Linked DNA regions of Homo sapiens: regions 1, 3 and 4 are each linked to region 2. The links are chromatin loops, found by intact Hi-C in ENCODE. Cell type or tissue: heart right ventricle. All regions are shown on one strand. Region 1 overlaps PDCD4 (programmed cell death 4). Region 2 overlaps RBM20 (RNA binding motif protein 20). Region 3 overlaps PDCD4 (programmed cell death 4). Region 4 has its middle 34 kb from the start of RBM20.

Region 1 (5,000 bases), 150 kb before region 2:
TTGAATCGTGAGAAGCACAGAAAGTAGATTTGTTACAGTGTTTTACAACTGTTCTCTTTTATTAGAGTCAGGAAATAACAGACATTGGCAAGGTTGAGGAGAAAAGGGAAGGTTTATACGCTGTTGGTGGGAATGCAAATTAGTTCAGCCCCTGTAGAAAGTGGTTCGGAGATTTCTCAAAGAACTCAACATAGAATTACCGTTCAACCCGACAATCCCATTACTGGGTGTATACCCAAAGGAAAATAAATCATTCTACCAAAATGACACCTGCATTTGTATATTTATCGGGTACTATTCACAACAGCAAAGACATGGCATCAATCCAAGTGCCCATCAATGGTGGATTAGACAAAGAAAATGTGGTACATATACGCCCATGGAATGCTACATAGCCATAAAAAAGAACAAAATCATGTCCTTTGCAGCAACGTGGATGCAGCTGGAGGCCATTATCCTAAGAAAATTATCACAAACATAAAACCAAATAATGCATGGTCTCACTTGTAAGTGAGAGCTAAACATTGGGTACACACAGACATGAAGATGGGAACAATAAACATTGGGAATTTCAAAAGTGGGGAGGTAGGAAAGAGGACAAGAGTTGAAAAATTACCTATCAGGTACTATATTTACTACCTGAGGGACAGGATCATTAATTAGAAGCCCAAACCTCAGCATCACACAAAACACCCATCTAACAAACCTGTACATATACCCCTCTGATATCTAAAATTAAAAATATAAATAAAAAAATAAGTAAAACTGGTTACATAGCTAAAAAATTTTTTTTAAATACTGTTCTCTTAAAAGAGCTGTAAGCAGACATCAGACATTGGGCAAACTCCTTTCCCATCTACTTCTCTATTTACACTTACTACCTTTTTAAAAAAATACAAGGCAAACAAAAACCTCACAAACATTTAAAACAATAATCATAAAATTTTTAATAGGAAAAAAGTACTTTATAATTTGTTAAAAGTTAAAGGTTCATGTTTCTCTCTAGATATAAAATAGAAATTGTCACATCTTAGAAACCGAACCCTTGAGGTAGAATACATAATTACATTTGTTAAAGTAGGTAAAAAAAAAAAAAAAAACACTGCAGTGTTACTTTCCAAAAAATGGTTGCAAAAGGTTCAAACCTCAAACATTACCATTAAGAAAAAACAAAACATATAGGCATATTAACACTAAACATACCTAAAGAAAATTTCACTGACAATTCATAATCTGTATTCAATCATATATTTAAGACATAATCCTACAAGTTGTTCAAAAACAATGTTATACTTACTCTTTTCATTTGGTCTACAGTAATGGTAGAAGACTTCCAAAGGGACTTTAATAAATCCAAAATCATCTTAAATGTACTTTCTCCAGTTGACTCTAAAACCATTATAATAGCCTAAAAATTGAATCAATGAGTGAATTTTTGGTTAATTCATATATGAAACTGCTCCTAAAATGCACCTAGATGCCTTCTGTAATCGTAGAAATTTAATAACCACTTCCTCCTTTGATATTAAAAAAAGGATGTACATTATTTAAAAAGCATAAGTCGCTACAGTACAAAAAGGAACACTTAATAATTATCTTTGACATGGCAAGGTAATCTTACTTCATATACAAGCTCATGGTGAAAATGAGGTACTTCCAGTTCCTTAAGGCAATGTTCAGCTTCAGATATGTCTCCAGAGAGTAAATATTCTTTCAGCAGCATATCAATCTATTAGATTTAAAAGTTGAGATGTGTCAGAATTCCTAACTTTTAAAATATCGTGCTTGCCTACAGGATTATTTGCCCTCATTCCAATATAATGAAATAGTGGGTAACAAACAGCTAATAACATATACATTGGATGTGGTACTATTACAACAGAATTTTTCATAATTAAAAAATAAATCCCCAATTTTTAAATGGTTCATAATTATGATTCAAATGCAATGCTTCAGTGTGTCTGAATCACTGAGAACTACGAATAGGTTTATAATGCATGCGTCCTGGGTTGTGACCATAATGCTCTAGTGTGCCACTAAAAATAAGGGATTTTAAATACCACTAGAGGGCACTAACAAAGTTTCAACATAAAGTGGCACAAAATATTTCACTTCTATCAAGACGCTCTTAATAGTGCACTGAGAGCCAAAAAATGAGAGATGATAATGGGGCATTACTAGAGAGGGCAAAGATTTCCACATAGTTTCTCTTTTCTCTACAACTGAGAATTTGAAACTCATTATCTAAAATGTTCAATAATTCAGTTTCCAGCTGTAGCTAAAGAGACAAGTCTTGATTTTCCCGCTCAAACTTGAACATCTCAAAAAAGTGGGAGAACTTTTTCAGCACAAGAGTTTCAACTAGGAATATTTTTCCCTATATGTTATTTGTTAAAATCCCCTTTGTATTTGGTGGGCACATATCTAGTTGCCTGAATGTTGAATGTTGGCTGACTGAATTTAAAAAATCATATTTAAGTATCCTTCCAACTTCTATAAGATATTTTCATAAAAGGTAAAGTAAAATTTAATTGCTGTCATGCTTTAGGATATAATATTTACATGTAAGTAAATATGTATTTAAATATTTACATGTAAGTAAATATTTAAAGCATAGCATTTGAGTATTTTTACAATTACAAACTAATGCATAGTCATGCATCGTTTAACAGGGATACATTCTGAAAAGTGTGTTAGATGACTCTGTCATGGTGCAAACATCATAGAGTATACTCACAAAAACCTAGATGGTATAGCCTACTACACACCAGTGCTATATGGTATAGCCTATTGCTCCTAGGCTACAAATCTGTACAGCAGGTCACTATATTGAATAATATAGGCAATTGGAACACAATGGTATTTGTGTATCTAAACATAGAAAAGGTACAATAAAAAACAGTGTAAATGATTTTTAAAATGATACACCTGTATAGAGCACTCAATATGAATAGAGCTTTCAGGATGGAAGTTACTCTGGGTGATTCAATGAGTGAGTGGTTAGTGAATGTAAAGGCCTAAGACATTACCCATACACTGGCTATGCACTTTATAAACACTGTATACTTAGGCTACATTAAATTTATGAAAAAATAAAGTAACTGTGCTACAACATTACAACTGCCTCCATATCACTCAACGATAGGAATTTTTCAGCTCCGTTATAACCTTATGGGACCACCACCATCCCACACAGTCCATCACTGACCAAAACATCATAATGTGGCACGTGACTGTACTTGTTATTCAAATTATATTACTTACTTTTAACATTTGTTACATAACTTTAGAAGTATTAAAAATATCCCCCATCAAATTCCATGCACTTCTGAGAATGATAAATTACAAATACATTTATACATTTCTAAAAGTCTTCTTTGATCCAACCCTTCCATGTAAGCAAATATCCAAATAATGTCAACCTCAAACTCATATACTGGCAGTTTTATTTCCATTTTTATCTTGTCAATTTTCTTTATTGAGAGAGAATTCACACACCATAAAACAGCTTGTCCAGTTTCCAAAAATATTAATTTTGGAGAGTATTACCATCTTAACAATATTAAGTATCCTCATCCATAACCATGGGATATCATTCTATTTATTTAGGTCTTCCTTAATTTCTTTCAACCTGTTTTGCAGTTTTCAGTGTACAAGACTTGCATTTGTCTTGTTAAATTTATTCCTAAGTATTTTATTTTTGATGCTATCACAAATGCAATAATTGCATTTCAGATCATTCATTTCTACTGTATAGAGAATTGAATTTTGTGTACTGATCTTTTATCTTGCAACCTTTCTGAACTCATTTTTTAGTTAATAGTTTGGTTTCAGTTTTGGGGAGTTAAAAAATGTGGATTCATTCAAATTTTCTGTATACAGATCATGTTATCTGGGAATACAACTAGTTTTATCTCCTCCTTTCCAATCTGGATGCCTTTTATCTTTCCTGCCTAATTGCCCTGGCATCTTGACTATTTTTATACCTCAATTTTTCTAATAATTGTTTAATTTTTAAAAAACAGATACTGCAATCACGACATTACAAACACTGACTCATCTATTTTAACATATATAAAAGCAAAAACAGTCAAGGCTCTAACTACAATTTGAACTCCTTAACACTTAAGCTAGATACACATACACAAACACACACACACACCTCATTAAAAGACTTACTAAAAATCAAAATTGTAGTTACATGAAAAGATTATACTCAAAAATCAGAAGCACATGAACTACAAATCTTCTAGTTGCATGCCTTTTCTTAAAGAGATCTGCAGATAAGGAGTTTTTTCTGTTTTTTGGTTTCTTGTTATAGGACACCACATTGCAGCCAGAAAAAAAAAAAATCCATAGGGAATAAATCTGGCATTTTAATGCAATAAATCGCTTTTTTTTTTTTTTTTTTTTGAGACAGAGTCTTGCTCTGTCACCCATGCTGGAGTGCAGTGGTGTGATCTCAGCTCACTGCAACCTCCTCCTCCTGGGTTCAAGCAATACTGGTGCCTCAGCCTCCCGAGTAGCTGGGATTACAGGTGCGCACCACCATGCCTGGCTAATTATTATGTATTTTTAGTAGAAACGGGGTTTCACCATGTTGACCAGGCTGGTCTCAAACTCCTGGCCTCAAGCAATCCACCCGCCTCAGCCTCTCAAAGTGCTGGGATTACAATCAATTTTCTTTTAAAACATGCATATGGGTAGTGAATGTCCTCACAAAAATCTAACACTCTGATCTGCTCTAGTGCTCATAATTCATAACTCATTATTTAAGACTATCTAGTTTTAAATTGCTCATATAAAAGCGTATTTATTGAATAGCTAAAACACAGAAAATCTCATTTCAACAGCATTTGAAAATTATTAAATAATACTATAAGAAAAAGATTTCAGGCATTCCTTTGAAGTTCATAGATGGCTTGCTTATAATTATTCATGAAAGCCATTTTAACAGACTCATTTTTTAATCATATAATTTATAATAAAAGGTTATAAAG
Region 2 (5,000 bases):
AGTCCAGTACATTCTCCCTGATGCCTCCTCTGAGTGATCCAGGCCTCGGTAGCCCTTGTTTCCAGACACAACCATGGTACACACCCTGGCATGAAACCCTATCTGCCCCATATCACTCTCTGGTCATTTCATGCACACTGGTTTAGTTCCCCAGGTAGACATACTCTGAGCTCTTTGAGTCCAGGGCCCATGAGCCCTCCCCACAGGGCTCACTGGCTTGACTACTGTTGTGGAAACTGAAAAGCATACCAAATGCTTATTTATATGTTTCACAGTTTTAACTTGCATTTTAGCTAAAATGTTCCCACATTCTTTTGGTTAGCAAAACATAACAGGCTCTCCTTTTGCCACTGATTCAATCTCAGGAAATGCCTTTTCGCCATAGAACTCCTAAACCCATTGCTGCCTATTGTTTTCTCATTAATGAAAAAAAAAGTTAACACTACTTTCTCCACTTACTCATAAAAGTTTCATTTCTCTACTTCAAACACTGTGTGAACATTAAAAGGTGCTATAGGTTGCATTTTAATAGAACAAGACAGTAAATAAAAGCATATGAAATTACAGCCTAGGAGTTTAAACACGTAATATTTCAAAGAAGTTTTACTTCACTTGAAAAAGTTTTCTCTTTCAGAAAGAAAACTTTCTAAAAAGTTTTCTCTTTCAGAAAGAAAACTTTCTAAAAGGCTTTCTCTTGCAGAAAGAAAACTTTCTAAAAAGTTTTCTCTTTCAGAAAGAAAACTTTCTAAAAGGCTTTCTCTTTCAGAAAGAAAACTTTCTAAAAAGTTTTCTCTTTTTAGTGTATTTAGAAATTAGCAAGGAAAACCCAGATTAAAAAGTCATTTAATCTACCTTCTAGCCTTGGATGCATCACTTACTTTTGGTCCCAGCCAAGTACCTCAAACCCTGGGTGTTAGTTTTCTTATTCACAAAATGGAAATAAAAGTGTCTTCCTGTTAGTCTTAGAGAAGCATTGTAACCCACGATTAAGACAACAAACAAGAAAGTGAGTAGTAAAGGGCAGAGCCCTGACTATAAGGGAGAAACTTGGGACAGAGGATCTCTGAGTCCAGAAAGGGAAGAAAGGAGGTGGCAATGACTGTCTCTCCCCATCCTTGGCTCCAGGTCTCTGCACCACTGATCACCTAGTCTAGCAGGTGCTTTGAGCCTGGGCAGGATCTGTGGAAGTGGCCAGTGGATCTGAAGGGGGTTGAGAAGCCAGTGCTACCCTGCCAGAATGACCCCCCCCCCCAAAAAAAGAGTTTTTAAAATCAATGCTCAACTTTTCTCCCAAATGATGATGCAAATACCAGTAATACACAAGCAGGTGGAGGTTATTTTTAGTGAGGGTATTTTTTTAACTTTCTATTCTGAAATACTTATAGACTTGCAAGAAGTTGCAAAAATAGTACAGAAAGGTCTATGTCCTTATCTCCTATCTTCCCCAATGATAACATCTTATATCACTATATTACATGATCAAAACCAGGAAATTGACACTGGCACAATACAATGGACTAGACTGCAGGCCTTAATCAAATGTTATCAGTTTTTGCAGACACTGTTATACAAACAACTATAATGGTGCAGAGGGTAGAAAAAAGAAAAAGAAGTGGTATAGAATTATTTACATCACTAGGATGAAATCAATACAATGTAATTTCGATAGACAATTCATGAGTATGCAAACAATTTTTTTATTACAAACGATATTTTTCTTCATGATTGAGTCCATTGTGATGGGATGATATTTGCAGCATCTTACTCCAGTCCCCCATTTGGGGAGGTGAAGAAATTTCCCACAACAGTTCTAGAAGAGTCAGGGAGAAAGAGGCATCCAATGCCCATTGCAACCCTAATCCCAGACCCTCTCCATAGGTAGCACTGCCTGCTCCCAATCCAGCTGTGCAAAATCATAGAATTCCCACAGCTTGAAGGGCATCTCCAGGTGGAATTTGGTGCCGGCCTTGAAATACTCGGGGTCGACTGAGCAATGCCACCATCTGGTGGTCAGACAAAGAACTAAGGAAAGCAGTGGCAGCTCTCCATTTGTGGGTCTTACCAGTTGAGCAACCTTTTAAATCTATTCCAGGAGGCTCTACTTAAGGTACAGCCATACTAAATGTTGTAATAAAGAATGTTTCGTAATGAGAATAACCACTCTACAGTGGATTAAATATGGCCACAAATTCCTGGAAGCCCCTCCCATTAAGACATGAGTCTATTTCCCTATCCTTTGAATCTGGGCTGGGCTCTTGACTTGCTTTGAAGCAGAATGCACAGGAAGAGATGCTGTGTAACTTCCAAGCCTCTACCTCAATTGGCCTCAGAGTTTGCCCCTCACCCTCTTGGAAGACTGCCACTTTGTGAACAAGCCCGCACCAGCCTCCTTCAGCATGAGATTCTAGTGGAGAGAGAATCTCCATTTCTCCTGAGGTCCCACGCATATGAATTCCAGCCGAATCGCTACCAAACGTGGTGATGAGCGAGCCCAGGCAAGAACAGCTGAAGGCAACTCAAGTCATAACCCACAGAATCATGAGAAATAATAAAGGGTTCTAAATCATTAAGTTCTGGGGTGGCTTATAATGGAACAGATTTGAACATTCTCAAATTATTGTTTAAAAAATCTGTACTGTGGACAAGCTTAAGGTTTATTATTACTATTTTAAACTAGATTACTAGGCAGGGCATACATCGCTATTTCCATATGGTAAACCTTGCTTGTTGCATGCATTTTGAATATACGGCATACTTTGATTTTCCTTTGCATTTTCAGCCCTCCTCACATGTTATCACGCATTCATTCATCAAACACCAAGCATGTTGAAAGTGACAGCTCCTGGAGTAGGCACTAAGGATGTGACATTGAATTGGATATGACGGCTACTCCTGAGAAGCTCATGGCTATTGGAGAAGATACGTATGCAAATGCTGAGTGACCACTCCCAGTGGAAGCAAGACAAGGGGCTAAGTTAGTCAGGACCCAATAAAGAAAAGAGAAACCACTCCAAATCCCTTGGAGAATTTAATCCAGAGAATTTATCAAACAGACAAGAAGGTACACAAAAGCTAGTGGGGACAGGAGTAGCAATAGAGCCCTGGAAGATCCCCAGCCACTGTCAGACAGCCAGCCACAGAGGAGGGGGAGAACCACCCTGGCATCCCTCTCCGACCACCCTGCAGTCTCACCCCAGAGGCTTGCACTGTTCAAACCCAGCAGGCGCCTGGAAATGCAGCCTGCAGGGATCAAATCCCTGGGATGTGGAGCACAGGAGGGGAAGAACAAGGCTTATGACTTGCCATGGTGGTATTCAGGCTAGAAAGTCTTTACAGCAGAGGCAGTGGCTGGGCCAAGCCTTGACACTTAGAAGAACTGGACTCTATTTGGAGATGTTTTGCAGTCACATTTGGGTTTGCCCAGGAGAAACAGGGATGAAAAAGCAGAGGGTTTGTATTCAAGCAACTGCTTACAACATTGACCCAAACAACAGTAACCACGAGGAGAGTGACAGTGCATAAGAAAGATGCCAGCACCCCCAGGGAGGAAGTGCTGGAGTTCCGGAGAGGCAGAAGTAACCTCTCGCTCTTGGCTCCTTTTGGTGCTGGGAGGACAGTAAGGTCAAGGCCATCCCTTCAGCTGTCCTGAACACAAGCCTCTTGACCCACATGGTGGCCGCTATGTTTCACCATGAGCCAAGCAAAGGACCAAGATGGATTCATTGCCTTTGTTCGAAATATAACTGAGTCTTCATATCAGCAGATTTCTTTCCTTGTCTTCTTGGTACAAGTGTACATATCTTTAGATTTCTTATTTCAGTAGCTAAATATACATCTAAACTCATTTGAAATGAAATAGGGACTGGCTCTTTCACATTCTAAAGTATGGTTTGCAAACTTCAGCAGGCCTCAGACACACCTGGAGGGCTTGTTCAAACACAATATCACTAGCATCCACCCCCAGAGTTTCCGTTCAGTAAGTCTGGAGGAAGGTTTGAGAATCTGCGTTTCCATCAAGTTGCTAGGTGGATATTGCTGCTGGTGCAGGACCACACTTTGGGAACCAATGTTCAAAGGTATTAACTTTCCTCCAAGTTCTTTTATTTTATATATCAACCCACCTTCACCTTTCATCACCTTGGTAGTGGCGTTTCCCAGCCACAAGCATCAGCCCGGTGCTGGTGAAACTACAGCTCCCAGTCACTCCCCTGGAGATTCTGAGGGCCTGGAATGCTACCTTCAAGGGCCCCAGGAGAGTCACATCAGGGTGACAGAAACCACAGGCATCCTGCAAACCTACTGTGTGCCAGGCACTGTGCTTGACAGTGATTGACAGGCGCTATTTCGTGTGATCTTCCTTATACTTCCGCTTGCATTTCCTCTGTATAGAGAGGTATCTGAGGCACTGAGAGGTGAAGGAGTTTGCCCAGTGCCACACAGCCAGCAAGTGGAAGAGCTGAGGCTCAAACTCAGGAAATGTGACACCACCCTGTCACTGTACTCCCAATCATTCTACTCTATTTCTTCCTAAAGAAAAGGGGACTGGAGCCCCCACCAGGATCACTGAAAAATTTCTCTAGTGAAGAGAAGCTGATCTCTTCCAACAAGGAACACCAAATAAAAATAAAAGGACAGCTGGGCACCGTGGCTCACACCTGTAATCCCAGCACTCTGGGAAGCTGAGGTAGTCGGATCACCTGAGGTCAGCAGTTCAAGACCAGCCTGGCTAACATGGTGAAACCCCATCTCTACTAAAAATACAAAAATTAGCCGGGTGTGATGGTGCGCATCTGTGGTCCCAGCTACTCAGGAGACTGAGGCATGAGAATCGCTTGAACTGGGAGGCAGAGGTTGCAGTGAGCTGAGTTTGTGCCACTGCACTCCAGCCTGGGCAACAGAGCAAGATGCCACCTCAAAAAATAATAATAATATAAAAGAACAATGTGGGTATTGCATGCATGCATGCATGTGTGTGCCTCTGTGTATGTTGTGTGTGTGTG
Region 3 (5,000 bases), 140 kb before region 2:
AAAAATATTGTGTCATTTTTCAGAGAACAAAATGGCACACAGCTCTCATCACATCCCAAATATATAACTGTTTTAATGTAATGAGATTTTATTCCATTTCTTAGAAATTCACTTATGCAAAAGAAAATGATTAAATTTATTCAGTGACCCAAGATCATTGTAGATGTATTTTGCTTATAAAAGATGTCTTCTCTCCTATATTAAATAAATTATACTTGCAACTTTAAACCTACCGCAACTTCATTAGTATCTCCATGCTCAAAATATTCCTGTATGATTGGTGTTAAAGTCTTCTCAAATGCCCTTTCATCCAAAGGCAAAACTACAGTTTCATAAACACAGTTCTCCTTTGAGGGGAAAAGGGAGTAAGAGTTATAAAAAACAAAATGCAAATAAACAAGTGAAATTGTTGTACAATTTTATATTCTAAGTGGTTAATAATCCCCACTTAGCACAAGACAAAGACATGCTACATACATTGATCGCATATAAAAATAGAATCTAGGCCAGGCAAGGAGACTCATACCTATAATCCCAACACTTTGGGAGGCAAAGGCGGGAGGTTCACTTGAGGCCTGGAGTTCAATACTAGCCTGGGAAACATAGCAAGACCCTGTCTCTACAAAAAAGTTTTAAAAATTAGCCAGACATGGTAGCTTGCCCCTGTAGTCCTAGCTACTCAGGAAGCTGAGGCAGAAGGATCTCTTAAGCCCAAGAGTTCGAGGCTGCAGTGAGCTATAATTCATCACTGCACTCCAGCCTGGACAACAAAGCTAAAAAATAATAATAATAAATCATAATAAAAATAGTAGAATTTATATGTCACTGCTCTTTTACAAAATCAGAATACAATAAGCCAATATATAGATTAGAATCATTAACCACAGCAAATACATAATTTGCTCCCAACCCCCATGTCTTCTGTTAATTTTTTCTCTCAAAATTTTTATGTCTCTCTCAAAACCAATCTTTTAGTAATCAAAAAGTTTCATGATGGCTTCCTATCATAAATGGTGTTTTAATTAAAATTTCACTTTAAAAAAAAATGAAGCAGGAACCAAAGCCTTCACGATTAGCATTATTATAATAAAAAGTATAACACAAAGATCAATGTTGTAGTGACAGAAAAAAAATCTCTAAGGAAAAAAGCACTGTTCAATTGAAATTTCAAAAAGAAAATTAACATCCATCATCAAACCATTCCTCTCTCCCCATGCTAAAAAAGCTCTGAAATGTAGTGCCCCCTTATCTACAAGGGGTATGTTCCAAGCCCCGTCCGAGGATGCCTTAAACCACAGATAGTACCGAACCCAATAAATACTGTTTTCTCAATCCGATAACCTAGACAGCTACCATGTGACGAATGCACGAGTAGTGTATACATTGCGGATACACGCTGGACAACGGAATGGCTCACATCCTGGGCAGGATGAGGTGGATGAAGCTGGACAGCAGGAGATCTCATCACACTACTCAGAATGGCATGCAATTTAAAACTTATGAATTACTTCTGAAAGTTTCCACTCAATATTTTCAAACCACATTGGACCATGGGTAACTGAAACTGCGGAAAGTGAAACCACGGATAAGAGGGGACTGCTATATTTACAACTTGTGACTGGCTTCAGCCTAAAAACATATACTTGAAAGATTAATACATTTTTAGCAAAGATTCTACAGTACTTGAATCCTACTAGTTTCATATTTTTCATGTTCTCTTAGAAATATTTCCATATCTATTAGTTAAAACACTTAAATACATACATACAACACACAATAAAAACAACCTAACACATACTCTTAACGTTTTCCTGTCTAAAATTTCCATCACCGTGTCTCACCTTGTGCAAAGACAAATTTTCAAAAAACATAATCAAAACATTTGGGATTTGCTTCAAAATAATCCAAAACAGGGTGGGGCAAAGGGGCCAATAGAAGACGGAGAGTAAATGGAATTAAACAAGACTGCCTATGAGTTTGTAATTATTTAAGTTTGTAAAGCTAAGAGAGGAGTACAAGCAGATTATACTATTCTACTTTAAATTTTTTCCATTAAAAAAAATAAAAAATTCACTTCACAATCTATTAAAAATTTACATTTTCAGCATTATCCCTAAAAGAAAGATGCGCATGTCCCCAAAACAAAATGTATTATATAGTTACCATTCTAAACAGTAATATTTAAAAGGAATCTAATATCTGTAACTCATAATATTCAAAAGAAGATATTCTCAATTATCATTACTATAGAAACAAACTATATTAACAGAATTTACTGAAAAATGGACAACTTAATAATCCTAAGTGAATTTCTAAAGAGCTATTTTTGACTCACTACAGAAACCAAGTGAAAGTTATGCATGTATTACTGTCAGTTTACTTGGTTTCCTAATCCAAAACATTTATACATATGATTTGACACATGTATGAGTAAACTACAAACATGAAGTCAAAAAAGTTCATAAACATTTTAAATATTATGAAAAAGCAAAGCACTGATACCTGGTCATCATCATAGTTAGGATCTTTCACATCCACCTCCTCCACATCATACACCTGTCCAGGTGTACCCCAGACACCTTTGCCTCCTGCACCACCTGAAAAAGTTTAGCATTGAGAAAGAAAAAACACAAAATTCATCAATTTGTTGAAATCTAAAATAAAATGTTCCGATGTTAAACAACAGCTAAAAAAAAATTGTATTTAACGTGTTAGTTTTTTTCCAGTTTTCTTCCCCTACTGGTTTTTGTTCAGACCACTCTTTCAATATTTCCAAAAACATTAAGTTAAAATAGCTTATGAAGTTAAAAACTAAAAAAGCAGATGCTTTAAAATAAAAGCAAAAACAAATAAAGATAAAAAAATAGCTATATTGAGGACCTCAAAGGAGATGATATTGCAGCTGAGCTCTAAATTTTATTCGACATTTCTTTGAGACTAAGACAAAAAGAAACATTCTGGGCCGGTAAAGCTTAGCATAGAAAACTCAACAAGGGAAAAATTATTTAACAAAAAAGGACAGTAACCACCATCAAATATTTTAAGGTCAAATACAGTACTCTTTAAATATTAAAGTACACATTAAACCATACAACTAGCAATATGTTATAAATATAGAAAAGAATTCTAACTGCTTTTAAGCATTAACAGCCCTGAAAATTCTGTTTTCTAAATACAAAACAACCAAAAGAAGCTTAACAATTCCAATTTTCAAAGTTGCTTTTCTACATCAACTTACTGAAATGTTTTAAGGACTAATGTACTACACTATTTTTTAAAGAACCTTTACAATGTCACCAACATTTCTGTTTTTGGAGGTTTTTATTTTGTACCAAGTATATCCTTGCCATCAGACCAAAACAGAATCTGACAACCAGGTTTCATTTTGATATAAAACATGATTGCAGAGGCATTTAACAAAACTAATTTTTGACAGATCACAAAAACATTTTACAAGAAACCTAGGCTATAAATTGAAGTTCCCACCATTCAGAAGGTGATGAAATCGTCAGAAAACTCTTATTCAACAAATATTTGCCTACAGTGTACTAGTCACTATTTCGGGTACTAGAGAAACAGCAGTGAAACAGACCAATCTACTACAGAACCCAAAATAAAGAGCTAAAGAGAACTCACCGTGAGATCTAGGAAAACATTAAAATTCAGATCTAGACGTTATCAATCAAATGTATATTTATTAGTAGTAGTAATGGACATAATTATATTAAATAAGTATGATGGATTTCTGACTCCTTTCAAACTTAGAGAATATACGTAAAACTCGTAACAGTGAAAAACATCAGTGTATATTTTGCTGGAAATAAATCGTTAACATTCTGCTCAAGAAAATTAAATCTACTCAAACAAGAAAAAACATCAACCTAAAGAAAAAGTGAGATGGTTCTCACATTATTACTAAGTAAAAATATATACAAACTGTAAAGCCTTACATTTTCACTTTTTGAATCTCTCTCATTCCTAGAACAAGGAAAGTGTAGTACAAGAACCAGACAATTTTTTTCCACTTGTTTATCTTCCATTTGTTGGACATGATATATACCAACCTTTCTTTGGTAGTCCCCTTCCTTTCCCAGATCTGGATCGCCTATCCAGCAACCTTCCCTTTGGACTGGTTGGCACAGTTAATCCACTTCTAAGGGCGTCACTCCCACTGTCGCTGACCGAATCGCCTCTGCCAGAGTCCCGGGATGAGTTTTTCCTTAGTCGCCTTTTTGCCTTGGCATTAATTCTAGCTTCGTTAATGGAGGATGCTGAAATCCAATTTCCATTTATTTCATTCTTTATTTCCTCAGTCCCAGCATTTTCTTCATCACCGGAAAAGAGAGAGTCACTTAAGTTATCAGGATCTTAAAGAGAAAAATGAAGAAAAAAATTCTAAGTATTTTAAGTATCTACTGTTTTATAGATATAGTGGTAAGTTAGATTAGGTTGAATCACATGACATTACCATTTTTGTAGGTAAATTACAGTCACATATTGGGAATTTCATCTACTTCAATCTAATAAACAACTAAATAAGATTACTTTTCACATTATCAAGGAAAGTAAACCAAGGCACTGAATTTTAACAAAGCATGTTTGTTTCTTACCAAAAACAAACCAAATTTGTTTGTTTTTACCAAAAGAAGCATGTTATTTCACGTTTAGATCATAAAATCTATGCTAACAGCAACACCAAATATAAAACCCTTAGACTTTTATGAGCTAATTGGAGATATTAAGAAAAGACAAAGCATCTTGAGAAGAGAGATAAACTAATATTTATAGAATGCCTACTATTAGGCACTGTGCTAGACACTCTATCATTTATTTATGCACAAGTTTGGCAGTTAATTATTATAACATTGAAGACAGATAAGGAAACTAAGGCTGAGAATGTTTAAATGATTTGCCAAACGTCCCATAACTAGGTATAAACACTTAAGAACTATTAGTAATCCAAAAGAGAATGAAAGGCATTTAGCAAATAATCGCATATG
Region 4 (5,000 bases), 140 kb after region 2:
CAGGCTCCTGCGAGAAAGCAGAGTGCTAAGCGGCAGGGTCAGGAACAGGCACAGGGCAGTGGTAGTGTAGTGCTCGGCGTGCAACCTTTCCCAGTCCTCCCACTACCAATCCTCCACTAGTCTTTTCCTTTTCAAAACTGGGAGTAGAGACTAGGGTTGGGCCAGGTGAGAGGAGTTGAAAGTTAACTGCTAGAGAATAGCAGAATCAAAGGCACTCAGCTGGCAACTACTCTGCCAAGATGCACGTGGGGCATACAGCGCAAGAGAAGGGGCTCCTCCTCAGGTGCCATCTGAAAGAGCCTCCATCACCCAGGATCTTGTTCAAACAAAGCCTCCTGCTTTTGTGGCATGGCGTCCCAAGGCTGTGAGGATGGAGACAGCAGGAAACAATACAGCCCAGATTTGTAGACAGCTCTGAAACCATCTGGTTCAAAGGTGCTTTTTGCCCTTCCTTGTGGCTGGTCTGTCTACAAGTGTTGGCACTGGTTTCATTTTGAATTTTAAAATGGCAACTAGAGAGGTTGGTGGACTAAGATAAGCCAGGACTCTACTCTCAGTTCCACTGCTTTCCAACAGAAATTGTTAGACAAGTTACTTTGCCCTCATGAAACTTAGTTCCTCTTCTGCAAACTGGGGTTACCACCACCCACTTCAAAGTCACTGCCCTTAAGAGAGACGATAAAAGCGCACATCTGGTAGCTAGTAGGTAATTATTATGCACAAGGTGCATACATTGATATACAAAAAGAAACTATCTCTGAAAGACTGTAATCCTTCTGCCCCAAGGGATCAAGAAATTACTTGAAATCAATGAACCCCTCTTTTTCATCTACTTAGCCAAGGGCAGAAGTTAGATGAACAGACCCCCTGCCTAGAAGCATGTGCATAAGAAAAAGAAAAACTAAAAGGCAAGGATCACTGAGAAGACCTGTTTGGCACCAGCTTCAGTGGTTTCTCTTTTTTGAGGTTTCTCAGAATCTCACAAATGAGATGAGCTCTGTCCATCACAAGGCCATGCTCCACGGTCATGCCAGCATTCCCATCAGTGTCAAGGCAGATGTTGCATCTCAGAGGATGAGATTTAGCCTGCTGTGTGACCCCTGTGCTGAGGTACAGGGGCAGGGCTGTGTGTGGGCTCCCACATGCCTGCTCACCATGGGGATGAACCCTTTATTCTTAAGCAGTAGGGAAATGGGACTTCTGGAACAATCCTAAAGCACATAATAATCTCACATAACAGCCACATAATCGCAAGGCTACAGGGATTCTAATAAGATTTCTAACAAGAAAAGAAGCAAGTATTCCCTTCACTCTGTGAAAGAACATAAGAGACGCTGATTCGGAGTGTCTTGTTGGGGAGATGACTTAAAAATGATAAACTGAAAAGCAACATAGGTGAAGCTGTTTCAATTAAGGGATGCAAGGTTAGAGACAGAGCAAATGAGGAAAATTATAATAGAACAAACTCTTCTGGGTTTATATGAAGATTGAGAAAGTATAGAGGAAAAAACTGCTCTGAGGAGAAACAAGTAGGGCTACTGCAAGAAAGGACTGTGATGGCTGATATTGTCAAATTGATTGAATTGAGGAATGCAAAGAATTGTTGCTGGGTGTGTTTGTGAGGGTGTTGCCAAAGGAGATTAACATTTGAGTTAGTGGATTAGGAGAGGCAGACCCACCTTCAATCTGGGTGGGCACCATCTAATCAGCTGCCAGTGCAGCTAGAATAAAACAGGCAGATGGAAAGAGCAGACTTCCTGAGACTTCCAGTCTTCATCTTTCTCCCGTGCTGGATGCCTCCTGTCCTCTAACATTGGACTCCAAGCTCTTCAGCTTTTGAACTCTTGGACTTATACCAGTGGTTTGCCGGGGGCTCTCAGGTCTTCAGCCACAGACTGAAGGCTGCACTGTTGGCTTCCCTACTTTTGAGGTTTTGAGACTCTGACTGGTTTCCTTGCTCCTCAGCTTGCAGACAGTCTATTGCGGGACTTCACCTTGTGATCATGTGAGTCAATACTCCTTAATAAACTACCCTTCATATATACATCTATCCTATTCCGTCCCTCTAGAGAACCCTAATACAGACTGCAAATTTTGTTAACAAGATCCCATTAAACAGCTGCTGCATACCTTTCTAAGCAGCAATCCAACCTGTTGCAAGCACTAGGTACCTTGGCTAAAAGCATCCAATTACTGAGCTGCAGTTAACACGTAGCTCAAACTCTTGCAACAGAGAAATCTCAAGAATGTCACACCTTGACCATCTCATTGCTCCTGGAACTCTACTCTAAGAAACTAGAGTTTGAAAAACTAGACTGAAAAAATGGAGGGGTTGGCATGTGTCAAGGGCCCCCTCTAGTGGCTCTGGGAAAAAAGTGAAGTAATTACTGGGAGACAAAGCAGCAGCCCAATGATGAAGAAAGCCTCAGCCTTATCTACCTTTGCAGCCATCATTTCTAATTCTGAAGTGGTACGATAGATTCCTGTGTTTGAAGACCTCTCCTAGCAAAGGCCTCTGCCTCAGAAGTGTCAGGGACCTTTAGTACATTATACCTTAACTGCCTCTGTTAACTTAGTCCCAAATGATTTGCCTTAAACCCGTGTCCTTCAATTTTCTATGGTGGTGGGTTTTTTCCACCCATATGTAGTTCCATGTTTCCAGCCTTTACCGCCATCATTGTTAATTACTGAATAATTTTAGGTGTATATTTATAAAGCCAAAGCAGGACTTGTGATCACTGTACACTTTAATGTTTGATAATCAACTTTCCAGGCACTGATCTGAACACACAAGTATCCATGAGATAACATTCAAACCTTAATGTCTCTTTCCAATAATAGAGTTATACCAACCAATGTGAGGACTTGAGAGAGGAAATAAATCCATGTGCTTCTTGCAAACCTAATCGCTAGGCTGCCTCATGTCCCTGAGCAATTACTGGCTGCCACAAGGGCTCTTACACCCAGGAGACTCTGTGTCTAGGAAGGGGAGAGTGAGTGCCACATGGTGGCAGATTTATGGAGCAACGCTGGCATCTTTCATGCAGAAGACTGGCAGCCAGGAGTAATCCAGTCCCCCTAAGACACTGAGATAAGTGATCAGAGTGTACCTAAATAAGTGCAGTCTAAAGAAAATAGGAGGAGTGGGGAGGCAAAAGGCAAAGAAAACCAGAGATGGTGAATTGTGCCCTTAAAATCTGTTTCTCTGTGTCATGTGGAGGATCAATCAACACTGTACTATCTCTCTCCCATTTTCATAGTTAACTTGGGAGAAAAAAAGAGCTAATGTATTAGAGTCTGTCCTGCTTGCGAAGGAAAGCCAGGACTTGGTTCTGGCTCTGTGGGTTATTAAGCTGTGTGTGCTCATTTATTCATTTGGGTCACTTACCTAATCTGGGCTTCAGATTTCCTCGTCTATAAAATTAAGGTATTAAACTAAAAAATTTTGTATCTCTGGATCTAAATATATCCTTCAAAGTCCTAACTTAGAAAAAGTGGAGATATGAAAGCCACTTTATTTTTTTGAGATAGAGTCTCGCTCAGTCGCCCAGGCTGGAGTGCAGTGGCACAATCTCAGCTCACTGCAAGCTCTGCCTCCCGGGTTCACGCCATTCTCCTGCCTCAGCCTCCCGAGTACCTGGGACTACAGGCGCCCGCCACCAGGCCCGGCTAATTTTTTGTATTTTTAGTAGAGACAGGGTTTCCCCGTGTTAGCCAGGATGCTCTGGATCTCCTAACCTCGTGATCCACCCACCTTGGCCTCCCGAAGTGTTGGGATTACAGGCGTGAGCCAACACGCCTGGCCGAAAGCCATTTTTAAGACACGTTTTGTGAAATCTGAGCTCTTGCCAAAATAATATTCCTTCTAGAAATGTTAACCACTTTATCAAGAATTACTTAATGTGACCAAAATAAAAGCTGTAACACTTCTAGGCAATAGGCAATTGAAACAGATTCTGTTCTTACTTTTCCCGGATGAAAAGAAGAATTGTTTCTTCCAAAAGATAAAACTAAGGAAACAAGGATATCACTGTTCAATCTTCACACAAAAGGAGAGGATAATTTCCACCTAATTACATATAATTTTAAAACAAAAAAGGGCCAGCTGCAGTGACTCACACCTGTAATTCTAACACTTTGGGAAGCCAAGGATCACTTGAGGCCAGGAGTTCGAGACCAGCCTGGGCAAAGTGAGACCCCACCCCCATCTACTTAAAAAATCAGAAATCAGCCGGTGTGTTAGCACACACCTGTAATTCTAGCTACCTACTTGGGAAGGTGCCCTGAGAGGAACCCTTGAGCCCAGGAGTTGGAGATTGCAGTGAGCTATGATTGAACCACTGCACTCCAGCCCGAACGACAGAGTAAGGCCCTATCTTCTCTTTAAAAAAAAAGAGAAAAAAAAAAAAAGAAAAAAATACCAAGTAGGGAAGGAAAGATCCTCCTAACTTTTAACAGCAGGCTAACACTTTGCTGTTACCATTTAAACTGCATTAATGTGCAACTGGTTCCATTTGCACTTCCCTCCATTTAAGATAGCTGACTAAGCATAAATACACAAACCTGGATTATCAGTGTTCCAGGATAAGGAGATACGCCTAAGTAAAAAGATACAGAATGAATATTATTTCGTAAATATAACACTTTTTTTTTTTGAGACAGGGTCTTGCTCTGTTGCCAGGCTGGAGTGCAGTGGCATGATCATGGCGCATTGTAGCCTCAACCTCCCAGGCTCGTGACCCCTTCCACCTCAGCCTCCCAAGTAGCTGGGACTACAGGTGTAGCCACCAAACCCAGCTAGTTTTTAAATTTTTTGTAGAAATCGGGTCTCACTACATTGCACAGGCTGGTCTCAAACTCCTGGCTCAAATGATCATCCTGCTCCAGCTTCTAAAAATGTTGGTATTACAGGTATGAACCACTATACCTAGCAGAATTTTTAAGAAAATGATTTCTTAAATCTTTAAGACAGAACATAATCTCTGCACCTCTGTGGCAAG

The links. Peaks named below come from ENCODE experiments on the same cell type or tissue, not always from the same donor. Only the 100,000 strongest peaks of a DNase experiment are listed, where the experiment ranks them.
Region 1: it touches region 2 in a loop (15-fold over the local background); 98 of 110 quality-filtered maps call a loop at or near these places.
Region 3: a loop joins it to region 2, with 6 times the contacts of the local background. A loop is called at or near these places in 97 of 110 quality-filtered maps.
Region 4: it touches region 2 in a loop (2.2-fold over the local background); 34 of 110 quality-filtered maps call a loop at or near these places.

Annotation. Positions count from the first base shown.
Region 1 is chr10:110,890,820-110,895,819 of GRCh38, reverse strand. PDCD4 (programmed cell death 4) reads right to left here. Exons shown (of 12, transcript NM_014456.5): 9 at 1,622-1,729; 10 at 1,298-1,408. Among named protein-coding and RNA genes, the nearest start is that of MIR4680, 4.8 kb to the left of the region's middle. In heart right ventricle, a CTCF peak has its summit at 2,061 (motif pointing right); no DNase peak of the experiment used is centred here.
Region 2 is chr10:110,743,549-110,748,548 of GRCh38, reverse strand. All of the region lies in intron 1 of RBM20 (RNA binding motif protein 20), which reads right to left. It overlaps LOC124902498 (a long non-coding RNA gene), which reads left to right. Exons shown (of 3, transcript XR_007062286.1): 3 at 2,780-2,855. Among named protein-coding and RNA genes, the nearest start is that of RBM20, 100 kb to the right of the region's middle. In heart right ventricle, CTCF peaks have their summits at 1,817 and 2,022 (motif pointing left); a DNase peak (open chromatin) is centred at 1,992; H3K27ac peaks cover 5,000 bases.
Region 3 is chr10:110,880,600-110,885,599 of GRCh38, reverse strand. PDCD4 (programmed cell death 4) reads right to left here. Exons shown (of 12, transcript NM_014456.5): 3 at 4,065-4,367; 4 at 2,503-2,597; 5 at 234-347. Among named protein-coding and RNA genes, the nearest start is that of PDCD4, 11 kb to the right of the region's middle. In heart right ventricle, no CTCF peak of the experiment used is centred here; no DNase peak of the experiment used is centred here.
Region 4 is chr10:110,607,828-110,612,827 of GRCh38, reverse strand. No RefSeq gene overlaps it. Among named protein-coding and RNA genes, the nearest start is that of RBM20, 34 kb to the left of the region's middle. RefSeq lists enhancers at 310-459, 634-1,571. In heart right ventricle, CTCF peaks have their summits at 2,141, 2,355 (motif pointing left) and 3,016; no DNase peak of the experiment used is centred here; H3K27ac peaks cover 962 bases.